2 separate regions of the Homo sapiens genome follow, and region 1 is linked to region 2. A link is an interaction called in ENCODE POLR2A ChIA-PET data of the cell type or tissue named here. Cell type or tissue: GM12878. All regions are shown on one strand. Links, peaks and the distances in the headings refer to the core of each region. The heading gives the core; the rest is flanking DNA.

Region 1 (5,982 bases), core at 983-5,982, 170 kb after region 2:
AACTGTTTTTTGGTTTTTCCTTAATGTTTTTAATTTTTTTTCCTCTTGCAACAATGACGGTGCATGTTCTTATAAATATAGGAAGGTCCAGATATAAATAGTAACCTAAAGTTCTTGCTGTGCTTAAAAAAAAAAATCATGTGGCCCTTTCAATATTTGAACTGCTAAGCAATGACATCTGTAGTTTTATCTCCTTTTTTATGTCATAGAAATTAATATGATACTTTAAATATGTAAATATAATACATTAGGTAATGCTATTATTTATATCTGTCTTAACATAATTTAAGTTGTAGCTGTGTCTTGGAAATATTTTTAAGGTAATCTATATTCACATTGCCTGTGTTAATGCTTTTTAAAGTTTGTATACATCAGATGTATATTTTTGGTTTGGCATAAGCTACGATTGTAATTTTTCTTGGCTTTTTGTTCATAAAGAATTTTTTGAAGGAATGGTAACAAATGGTAATTTACAAATGGTTGTGAATAAACACATTTTTACACTTAAAGGTAATAAGTTATTTGACTATTATTGGTTTTACTCCATAAACATGCAGGTATTCTGATTCCTGACTTGTAATTATTTTATTAAATCTGATGTGAAGACAAAAGTAAATTAAGAAAGCAAGATGGAACTAGAAAATGTGTTTTAACTGTTAAAAAAAAGTTAACGTTTTGTTTTGTGTTTATAAAAAGTACTAGAAATAACTTATTCAGCAAATATTGGAATAGTATTTAATATTATTGGAACTGTGTCTGGTGGGTGTTAGGGACATAGAAGTACAAAGACATATAAGGTCTCTGCTCTTTGCTTACCATTCTGGTGAGAGAGAGAGACAATAATAAGTAAACATACATGCAAGAAAATCACAGGTCACAGTTAGAAAATATACAAGATTATAGGAGAGAGAGTAACTGGGGGCCAATTGACTACTTCTCATAGGTCAGGACAATCCTCTCTGAGGAGATAGCTTGGCTAAAACTTAATTGTTTTAAGTTTTAGTTGTTAACTTGTTAATTGTTTACTTGGCTAAAACCTAATTGTTAAGCAGGAAACAGTCAAGTAAAACCTGGTATGAAGCATGTTATAAGCAAAGGGAACGGCAAGTACAAAGTACCTGAGGTGGGAAAGAGTTTGTTATGTTCTGTGAATAAAAAGACCACTGGGAATGAAGCATCATGAGTGAGGGGGAAGAGTGGTATGAGATGATACTGGAGTGGTAGTTAAGGGCCAGATGATGCAAGACCTTGTAGACCAAGAATGAGTTTTATTTGATGTGTAATAGAAAGCCACTGAAATTTTTTGTAAGCAAGGATGTACAGTCATCATATACACATTTTCAAACGATTGCTTTAGTTGCTGTGTAGAGAATGGATTGTAAGAAGGCAAGAGTGGATATATAGCACTCCCAATGGAATATAGTGTGCCTTGGGTTTACAATGGCTGTGAAAAGGCAGAGCAGATTTGTTTTAGAGGTAGAATCATCAGGATTTTCTGATGGGTTGGATATAAGACTAAAGGAAGGGGTAGAATCAGATACTACTGTAGGGGTAACACATCTGGCATGGTGCCGTGGCTACCTTGCTCACTGCACATAGTCCACGTAGGCAAAACTCAACCACAGTCTGACACAGGTCTTGGTAGAAAACATCGTGATCCTCTCTGGATCCTCCATGGCAAGATAGGCCATCGTAAAGGAGCTGTCAAAGGGCCATTTATCTTGCAAAATACCTCCCTGTCTTGCAAAAGGCTGCCGTGAGGCAATTTCTCATCCAGCTGGTTTCCAGTGACCTCACTCTCATTCAGGTGCAGATACCGACTATAAAAATGTTTAGCTATAGTTTAGAGTTGGCTCCTCAACAGAGCTATTTCTACTTGTCATCTGTCATCTTGTCCCCTTGGTTCAGTGTCATCCAGGGATGTCCCTAAGGACCAGGTATACAGGGAGCTGACTCCATCCTGATACTGCTTTTGCTGTCTGTGTAAATAATAAACTGTCTCAATCTATTTGGACTCATTGTCTCCCTACTGGCCAAATCTATAGATGTCTGACAGCCAGCCTAGTAGCTGCAAGTGCCCTTAACTATAACTTCTTGGTTCTGATTTGACTTCAGTGTAATGGGAGGAACAGGTTTGGGAAAGTGGGGAAAATGAAAGAGTTCTATTTGAAAAGTTAACTTTGAGGTGTTCATAAGATATTTGGATGAAGATGTCAAGTAGGTGATGGGATATATGTCTGCAGCCCAAGAAAGAGGTCTAGGTTCAAGTTTGGGAGTCATTAGTAGGAAAATGGTATTTTAAGTCATTAAACCAGCTGAGTTCACCCCAGGGGAGCACATAGGCAGAAAAGCCCCACTAAGTGTTGACATTTAGAAGTTGGGGGTAGTGAAACAGTCGTCAAAAGAAACAGATACAGGAGGAATGCAGGAACCAGAGAATAGTGTCACAGGAGCCAGGAAATAAGAGGGCTCAACAATAGCAAATGCTTTGAAAAGAGGTCCGCTGCTTTAGTTGCATTTGGAGACAGTTACACAAATGAAGGGATGGAAACTGGGGAGTTGGGGATGAAGAATAAAGAACAGCTAATGCAGACAATTTGAAAAGAGAGCAGAGAAATGGGGTAGCTGGAAGGGGATGTGGAGTTATAGAAGGGTTTTTATTTAAAAGATACTAGCTTTAGAGTAGATAGGCAGATATGAACAGGGCAGGACAGCGCCACAAAGACTGTGAGGGCTGGTGACAGGGAAGGGAAAATCTAACAGGAGACATCTTGAGCTCATGGGCAACAACTTCCCAATAAGAATTTAAGATGGCAGAGTTTGGCCTTCCTCTGGGGGCATGACCAGACATGCGCAGTAAGGGGCAAAATGACAGAGTTTGACAAATATATGACCTTCCCATGGGGCTTGGCCGGGAGTGCTAGCCCAGTAAGGGAAAATTGCCCTAAGAGAGCATGTGCATAACTTCAATCACCAAAAGGCCCTTCCAGATACTGGCAAACCACTGCACATACAGGGAGGGAAGAGATGGGGAAAAAAATAGGAAATAATAAATCTCTAAGAGCCCTAAGACAAAGGTCAAGCTGGGTACTCAATCTTTTGACGTCCCCCTTCGTTCCATCCAAGTGTACTTTTTTTTGCTTCAATAAACTCTTGTTTCTGCCTTAAATATAATTCTGTCTCTTGGCTGAATTCTTTCTCCCAAGAAGACAAAGATCAAGGACTATGGAGCGTGCCCATACTCACCACTGGTAACACTAGAACTTTTGAAATGATATATTTTGGAATTATGCCCGCTTTTTTTTCAATAGATAAATATATTTTTCTAGCAGAGGCCAGAGGTTTCGTTTAACTATGTAAACATGTCCTAATCATAATTTCTTGAGAATACAGACATCTAAAAAAGATTTTATGTTAAATATGTAGTGTTTTCCCATCTTCATTTATTTGGTATTTCTGGTTAATTGTCTGACAGTAAAGGAGTTCACAAAAGAAATCTGAGATTCCACATTGAAATCCTAAATGTAAAACAACAACAACAATAACAATAAAAATGGAGAGAAACAGAATCCCTGCATCTGATTCTTGAATCCTTAGGAAATATTAAAGGTGAAAATGAAATTAAATTTGGAAAATGATATTTAAAATTGTATATTATTATTTCAAATTTAAAGATTTATTTCCTCCTACCCAGATATAGTAATGTCCTCTGTAGTTCAGAAATCTTATATGAGACCATTAAAAATGAGGACCTAACTCTGCCCCATGCTACTCAGAGGAGCAGGTACTGTGTGTAAATGCTGTGGTAAGGAGACTACATACTTTATCTCTGATATTCACAGAGACCCTATGAAGGAGGCACTATTTAATCCTTGTTTTTCAAAAAAGGAATCTGAGTTATGTCAAATTACAGGAATGGTAGATAAACCCAAGCAGTATGACTCAGAGCCCACACTCAACACTGTACAATTCTTTCCGGTAGAAATTAGGTCAGTATTGTTTTCAGAGTTTTGGGGGCTTCAGGGGATTTTTTTGCTTAGCTATTAAAAAGAATGTGTCTAACCTGGGCGGGTGCGGTGGCTCATGCCTGTAATCCCAGCACTTTGGGAGGCCAAGACAGGCAGATCACCTGAGGTCAGGAGTTCAAGAGCAGCCTGACCAACACGGAGAAATCCCATCTCTACTAAAAATACAAAATTAGCCAGGCGTGGTGGAGCATGCCTGTAATCCTAGCTACTCTGGAGGCTGAGGCAGGAGAATTGCTTGAACCCGGGAGGCAGAGGTTGTAGTGAGCCGAGATCGCGCCATTGCACTCTAGCCTGGGCAACAAGAGCGAAACTCTGACTCAAAAAAAAAAAGAATGTGTCTAACCTAACTTTGAAGGATTAAAAAACTTTCAAGATGCCGAAAGTGATATTATTATAAAAAGGTACTGTGAACTAAGGGGAAATTTCATTGTCACACCTTATTGTGACTGTCTAATCTCAGAAGTTTTCTGTTTTAAAATGTCACTGTTGAATTAGCTCAGTTGATTGTTCATAGTCAGTTACAGATTGAATTTCTTGTTCTACTCTTTTCCCCCCTTCTGACTACTGCACTTGAGTAGTCTAAAAAAAAAAAAAAAAGTCACTGTCTTGATTTGGGCCTTCAAGCAGTTATTTTACTGTTGCCACTAAGCAGGGCCAAACTGGTTCATCTCTAGTCCCTTGGTAGCCTTCCATCAGCAACAAAATTATGAAACCAGCAACAGAGCTGAACCTAATGCCATCCCAGTTTCTTCACCAGTGCTCCCAGCCCTAAGTTCATTGCTTAAGAGGTAAAGGACAAATAAGTATTTTCATGTAGGTTGAATAGGTTGGATCTGAGGACAACCCATACCAACTAGAAACCTATTAAATTCCACCCACTTGTCGTAGGGCTCATCTTGGTCACCACCTGAAATGGAGACTGATAGTTTCAATCATGGTCCACTTAGTAAAATAATAACAAAGCCTGTTATCTTAATAATATAAGTAATTAATTAAACAAGTGTTAGAGAATTGGAAACATAAAAAGAGCCAGGAGGTAACATAAAACCATCCACCACATATACACACACACAAAGTTAACAGTAGTTCTCTTCTGGTAGTAAGATTATGGCTAATTTTTCTACAAGGCATATATATTTATTTACACATATAAATTTTTTTTTAATGTAAAGCTTAAGTGAACACATACCTGATCCCACCTCCATTAAAACAAATACCACCACTTATGTTAGAGTCTAACAGTAATACTTACTTTTAAGTCAGTTACTGCATTAGATAGTAGGAACAGAATTCTCTAGAAAATGGTTATATGGCCTATGAGATTTAACCACTGGAGTTGCAGGTTCAAGAAGAGACTGCCAAGGATTCTAACACTGGCACCATTAATACACCTCTCTACCTAAGGAGCCCCAGAAAAATCACTTTCCAGGGACAAAGAAGTCCTTAAAGTGTATATGGAAGGTTTCACATCTTAGCTTCAGTACCTTGTATCAAACACCAATATTTTTGTTTGCCCCACCCCCACCCCTGTGACCATTTTTTTGAGAAAATGCTGTATCTATCCACATGATCACTGACCAGAGCAGCCATTATATAATGTGACTGCGTTACCTGAGACAAGTTGATTGGTGAAGGGGTGGGCACCTGACCCAAGCTGACCCGTCCCTGGAACTGAAATCAAGAGATCAGGTCTCTTTGGGGGATCAATAACGTGTAAAACTTGGGAGCTACAGGTGGCCATGGAGCCAATATGCATTGAGGGTCAGAGCCAGAGCATTCGAATCTCACCTGAGGTCTGCTGCATTCCTTCCTCGGTTCTATGAAATATGGTAGCTTTCCTCTAACAACCCCGCTTTGGGGTTGGGTAGCTCAGGCAGAGATGCTAACTTTGTAATCAAAACAATTCTAATACTAACCAATTGCTCTTTCATTATTAAAGCGTTCATTATTATTT
Region 2 (6,966 bases), core at 822-5,821:
GTTTAAAGATTTTTCAAAGAACTAAGAGTTGAACAACCATTCAACCCAGAAATCCCATTACTAGGTATATGCCCCAAAGAAAATAAATCATTCTACCAAAAAGACACTATGCACCCATATGTCATTGCAGCACTATTCACAATAGCAAAGACATAAAATCAAACAAGATGTCCATCAGCAGTTGATTAGATTAGGAAAATGTGGTACATATACACCATGGAATGCTATGCAGCCATAACAAGAATGAAATCATGTCCTTTGCAGCAATATGGATGCAGATGGAGGCCATTATCCTAAGCAAATTAATGCAGGAACAGAAACCAAATACTGCATGTTCTAACTTACAAGTGGGAGCTGAACACTGGGTACTCATGGACATAAAGATGGGAACAATAGGCATTGGGGACTACTAGAGGTGGGGAGGAAGGGAGGGAGGCAAGGGTTGAAAAATAAACTATTGGGTACTATGCTCACTTCTTCAGTGACAAATTCAATCATATCCCAAACCTTAGCATCACACAATATGACCATGTAACAAATTTGCACATATACCCTCTTTATCTAAAATAAAAGTTGAAATTATTTTTTTAAAAAACCTGGAGATTCCAGGTTAAAAAGACTGAGGAGCAATTAGATATGGGTCCTAATCTCAATAAGTGCATAAGAGGGAAATGAAGATGACAATATAACAATATAGATCATCCTCTTAAATTTAGGATTATAATAAATTCTAAGGCCAGGGAATGTTAAGGTTTTAGGAGAAGAACCATGGTTTAACACATAAATAAGATGCTGCTCTCAAGTATATTTTCTTTTACCTAGCATTGTTTTTAATTGGGAGGCCTGTTTAAAAGGAAAACCAATGGTTTAAAAACAAACAAAAGAAAAGTAAGCAGTGGTACCGCTAACGCTAACTTCAACACCAATAACTGAAGCCAACCCCTTGGCCTTGCTGCTGATAAAGATGTGAGTGCTCTGAGCTCCTGACATATGTCCTGTTGATTAATGCAGTTCATGGAAGAATTGTCACTTCAGCTGATGTCCTGAATTTCTACAGCTGATAGAACCATGGTTCTCAAATTTTAATGAGCAGAAGACTTACCTGCACTAATTTTACCAATTGCAGACTTCATCCCCAGAGAGTCTAATTCAATAGATCTGCAGTGAAAATCTTTCACTGATCACACACCCTAGATGATTGTGAAGCAGGAGATCCATAGACCATGTTTTAATGATCACTTACTCTCTAGGTTTTTTAGGACATAAACACCTGGATTCAGAGTGTGAATCTGACTCTGTGATGTGAGCTCCAATTGAGGTATAGTGGCACAGCTAAAAGAAAGATTAATTTTGCTTAATGAAAAGGGAGGCAAAAGAAGAATACAAGGAATCCCTAAAGAGAAGATGATATTTGACCTGTGATTTAAAAGATAAGAAGAAGGCCGGGCATGATGGCTCATGCCTATAATCCTAGCACTTTGGGAGGCCAAAGTGGGCAGATCACCTGAGGTCAGGAGTTCAAGACCAGTCTGGCCAACATGGTGAAACCCTGTTTCTACCAAAAATACAAAATTAGCCAGGCATGGTGGCGGGCGCCTGTAGTGCCAGCTACTCGGGAGGCTGAGGCACGAGAATTGCTTGAACCTGGGAGGCAGAAGTTGCAGTGAGCCGAGATCACAATGCCACACTCCAGCCTGGGTGACAAGAGCGAAACTCTATCTCAAAAAATTAAAATTAAAATTAAAAAAAAAAGATGAGAGGAAATTTTCCAACTAGGAAGGAGCAAAAAGAGAAAGAACAAGGAATAAGGAAAATGCCTACAGAAGAATGGCAGATCAGATGGCAAAATATGAAACCACAGCGATAGACTTGGGCCAGTTTACGCAGAGCTTTGTGTTCTGTGACACATAATTTATCTTGTGGCTGTTGGTTCCCAAATGAAACAGCTGTACCAGAAATCTTCTGAGGCATTTATTAAAATTCCCAGGGTCTCCAGTAGAGCTACTGAATCAAATCCCTTGAGGAGAGATCTGAGTATCTGGAGTTTTAAGAAGGGTTCCCAGCACTCTGATAAGCAGCCAGTATAACTACTGGTAGACCAAGGGCTAGTCTGAGCCCTCATCTAAGGGCTCTAAGCATCTAAGTGCTTCAGAGAATGCAGCATCCGAGAGTTGCTGTCAGGAATGATCCAGCAAGGGGAGGAAATCATAGTTGAGAGGTTCCATAGCCAGAAATAGGTCAGCGCCAGAAAATTTCCATAGAGAAAGGCATAGATGACAAAGATGTGAGTTAAGTGAGTGAGCTGGACTACAAAAGCAGAAGGTATGGACACAGAAGGCAGTTTCTGGAAATAAAGGCAAAGTACAACAGAGAGTTGTCCTATGTGAGATGAGACAAAGATGGACTTCTGATGTGTATGAGGTGCTGCCAGAGATGGCTTAACAGCAGCCATCCTTAATCCAGCTGATGCCTTTCAGCTGGAGTTGAAAAGGTATCCAGTTCAGTTAGCAGTTGAAAAGACAAAGCTAGGAAAACATCAGGAAAAAATATCAGAGTTGGAGTTTGAACATTATGGTTCAATAGAAACTACAGAAGTAGATGGCATTGCTGGAGAGGTAAAAACGGACTTTTAAGGGACAGAGTAGATTTTTTAAAAGGCATTGAATTGGCAAGAGGAGGAGGGAGTAATGTGAACTGTCTTTTGTAAATACATGGGATGTAGGATTGAACCGTTTCCATTATCTAAGCATGTAGAACCGTTCTTTAAACTACCAGTAGATGGTGCCATAGTTTTGGAAAATAATAAAGGTAAACAAAGCCAATAATGTTACATGTAAAAACCTTGTCTTATGTTAACTTAAAAAAAAATAGGATTTATAAATGTAGATTTAGAAAAGGAAAGACTTTGTTTCTTCTAAAGGCATTTAGAAAAATGCCTCCCGCAAGACCAGAGACAGGCACTTCACAGGAGGAGTGCTTGGAGTGGGAGCTTTATGCTGAACAGGTTGGCTAAACGTACATATTCAACAGGTATAGGAGGAGCTATGAATATTCATGAGGGTGGTCCTGACACATATTGGATGTTACATGCTTATTGAACAAACATGCATGTAACATGACCCATGTTTACTTTGGGGTGGAGACTTAACATTTAAATGTATTTACAATTAGGCCCTATAAATCAAAAGTTTCTTTCAGGGCAGGAAGGCATACAAGTGCACAATATCTGTAAACCGCCCAGAACCAGTCCATGGTCCATGATCTTCTGATCAGGAGAAAGTTATTGAAATCAGTCTCTTGTCCAATCAAAGCTATAGCTATGGCTGGTGGAACAGGGAGTGGGTGGAACAGGGAGTGGGGGTCAGAATCTGGTAGAGGTGCAAATTGTTTTAATATTGCTTATCTCGAAGCCAGTGCTTGTTTAGCTGACAGAGAAAAAGAAAAACCTAGTTTATTACTTAAGTGTAGGGGGTGCGTGAATTAATCCTTGCCTGGCATGGCCTTAGGTCCTGTTTGTATCATGGTGTAATATGGTATCTTACTGCCACGAAGAGTTTGTTCTGTCAGTCTTATGATCTCTATTTTAACATTAATGCTGATCAGTTGTTCTGTCTAAACCATAAAAGAGAAAGGGTTTAATGAGATGTGTCTGACCTCCCATTCCATCATGGCTGGGAACTCAGTTTTAAGGTTTTCCTGGAGTTCTCTTGGGCACAATGGGGGTTTGTTCAGTTGGTGGGGAAGGGGGGTAGGATTTTATTTTAAGTTTATATTAAAAATAAATAAATAAATAAAACTTATGATAAGGAATGACTAAAGCCAAATTAAGATAACATATCAATACCTGAAGGCTTATTTATTGTTCAAGACTCATATTCTCAGAACTTTATACTCCATTTTAGTTTTAATTTGTGACCAATAAATTGCATAATGTGGGGATGGTTCACATGATCATCAAAACCACAAACAACATAAAAACTTTGAAGAATATGGAATATGGCTGTCAGTTTTAAAATGTTCACTTGCTATAAAGAAGCTAGCCACTTTCATAGTGTTATGACTATCATGAGTTCCAAGCACTTTTGCCTTCAGAGCCCCTTCCTTCATTGAAAAGAATACACATACACACACACATGCACACACACAATTATATTTTGTGACTGCTTTGGTATACACCCCAGGCTGGATTAATTATTAAATATTATCATTATATCTTTCCTTCTGAATTAGAAATAAAATTCATATATTTTTGTGGGCCCCTAAAAATATTGTGAGCACTATACACTTTGTACAGTAATTAAGTCCATACAATGGATGTCTAGCTACCATAAAAATGAAACTTAAATAGAAAATTAAATAGAAAGTAAAAATAAATAGAAAGTAAAACTAGAGGGAGACAATGACTTTGAGGGCAAGTTGTCCATGGCAAAATTGAAATTCTTTGGAAGTTTTATGTGCTATCTTAAAATCATATCCAAATATTACAAAAGATGTATTTTAAATTGCTTATCAGGGAAAAAGAAGAAAAACAAAATTTCTTACCTGATTCATTGGTTAATGGATAAGGTAATATTGCAGAGTTGCCTTGTCCCTGAAAATTATTACCCAAAACTTACTGCTGAAAGCAGCAGAATTAAGTATGTCATGAGATATTGATCAAGTACAGTTCCAACAGGAAGAAGAACCGATTTATGGAAAAGAATATTTTTATTTTGAGAGTTCTAAGATTCTTTTTTGTAAAGAGGGGAAGGATGGAAGCAGAAGAGAGCTGCTATTATTTTTCTTAGTTTCTAATTTGGAAAAAGGAAGTGTATGACTGCAACATTTGAGAGTCTAAAATTTTAAGAAAGGGCCTACATAGTACAATAATAGCAATTTTAAATATAATCCAAAATCAAGAGTCAGAGAATTGGAGAGTAGGAGGGGCTGGTAATAGGGATTCCTGGAGAAGCAAAGAGAGAAATTCTAGGGCATTCTGAGAGATATAAAGTGAGATGAAGCAGCTTTGGGTGTCTGCAGGCCAGGAATCATGGTCAAGGATCAAAACTCAGGAATAGGGGCCACCCTCCTACTGGGTGATGACTTTGAACACCATCCTTGCTGTGGAAATTGTTTAAATTTAACCTATATCCTGTGATTTTTGCTCAACTTCAAGTATTGACGGAGAATGTTTTAGCTTTTAATTTGTCCTTAATCTTTTACATATTAAAATAGTACTTCATCTAAAGCTTTATGTTGTCAAACAAAAGAGTTCTTTATTCAAATTGTAATGGCAAAATTTGCCTTTTTAAAAACTCTGATTTTCTTTCAATGTTCATACTTTATAAAGATAAGGTGGGGGGATGTTCATTTACCTAGTTGATTTACACCATAATGTCTATTTTTGCCAAAGAGTTTGTTTCCCCTCTTTACCCCATGAGAGATGGAGAAGGAGTCGGGTAGGTTGGGGATAGGATGTTCAATGAGCACTTTGCACAGGGAAGACAAGCAATATAGAATTTTTATGGACCTCCAAACAATCCTGACCTTTGGCAGTTCCACTCTGACATGAATAAGTGTAAGGCAAGTCATATAGCATTTAACATTTGCCTTCCATTCTATCTATCAAGTTTGCACTACATCCACCATGAAGAGTGAATTCCCTGATGGGCAGCCATTAAGAGAGGCAGTAGAGAGTTTAGAATCAAATTGCCTGGGTTCAGATCTGGTCACTGCTACTTAATGGCTATATAATCTTAGGCAAGTGAGTTAGCTTCTCTAAGCCTCAGTGTCATTATCCATAAAATGGAGATAATGACAACATCTACATTATAAATAATAATGAGGATTAAATGAGATAATCCATAAATAAGCTCATAGCACTTGGCACAGAATAAAAGTTCTAAATTAGGTATTGGCCGTATTATTTGCTATTCCAAGAAACAGCACTCAGAACACGTCTGTTAAGGATGGCTGAGGCTCTGTGTGTCACTCAGAAAAGAGCTGGGGGCAGAGGAGCAACCCCAAGGCCTCTGCCAAAAGCAACTTGAAAGTTAAACTCGTGTTTTTGTCCAATGGCATTGAACAAGAAATAAAAGGTCAACCGCCATTTCCTCTGGAATCTGGCTTGTGATGTGACATCCGGGAATTGGCCCAATTCGTGGGTAGAGACAAACAAATCTTCCTCCCTACAAGCTTACATACCTACCTTTATTCTAACCTTCATCTCTACATAATCCCCATTCCTCAAAAGTTTATAAAATAATTGCCTTGTGCAAATTAGCATTGTTCAAGTGCAATCCTAAATAACACTGACGCATATTTCTATTTCTGCTATTGGTTTTTGTGACAATGATAAAGACATGCTATTTCCTGAAACAATAAGTGACCCTTTGATTTTAAAATTTGGCCTTTTTTTTTTTCCTTTTACAGACCACTTCTTATTTCATAGTGCATTACTATATTATTATTTACAAAACATTCTTTTGTAAATAATACAAAATTATTCTGGAGTGCAGCAGCGCGATCTCGGCTCACTGCAAGCTCCGCCTCCCGGGTTCATGCCATTCTCCTGCCTCAGCCTCCCAAGTAGCTGGGACTACAGGCGCCCGCCACCACGCTCGGCTAATTTTTTTTTTTTTTTTTTTTTTTGGTATTTTTAGTAGAGACAGGGTTTCACGTGTGAGCCAGGATGGTGTCGATCTCCTGACCTCATGATCCGCCCGCCTCGGCCTCCGAAAGTGCTGGGATTACAGGTGTGAGCCACCGTGCCCGGCCTACAAAACATTCTTAATCAATATTTGTTTGATTCAAAATCCTGTGAAGAATAAATTTAAGGCTCCCATAATTTCAGTCCTACATGTATTCCACTGTACATAATTTGTTTCAAACAAAATGGAAAAATCCCCATCCCCACAAGCTCGTCACTCTTTCTAAGTGAGAATGGGTCATTTCTTCTGTATCCTTAAACAGTTCAGAGACGAAAAA

What was found. ChIA-PET counts read pairs that join two places held together with the same protein. Peaks named below come from ENCODE experiments on the same cell type or tissue, not always from the same donor. Only the 100,000 strongest peaks of a DNase experiment are listed, where the experiment ranks them.
Region 1: POLR2A ChIA-PET joins it to region 2 with 13 read pairs; 3 of 35 experiments call an interaction of 5 or more read pairs at or near these places.

What each region holds. Positions count from the first base shown.
Region 1 is chr4:112,269,542-112,275,523 of GRCh38, forward strand. AP1AR (adaptor related protein complex 1 associated regulatory protein) reads left to right here. Exons shown (of 10, transcript NM_018569.6): 10 at 1-3,569. It overlaps TIFA (TRAF interacting protein with forkhead associated domain), which reads right to left. Exons shown (of 2, transcript NM_052864.3): 2 at 4,996-5,982. Among named protein-coding and RNA genes, the nearest start is that of TIFA, 13 kb to the right of the region's middle. RefSeq lists an enhancer at 1,838-1,957. In GM12878, for the core only: no CTCF peak of the experiment used is centred there; no DNase peak of the experiment used is centred there; H3K4me3 peaks cover 1,578 bases; H3K27ac peaks cover 2,002 bases.
Region 2 is chr4:112,097,087-112,104,052 of GRCh38, forward strand. All of the region lies in intron 1 of LINC02945 (long intergenic non-protein coding RNA 2945), which reads right to left. Among named protein-coding and RNA genes, the nearest start is that of LINC02945, 12 kb to the right of the region's middle. In GM12878, for the core only: a CTCF peak has its summit at 2,773 (motif pointing right); a DNase peak (open chromatin) is centred at 2,815.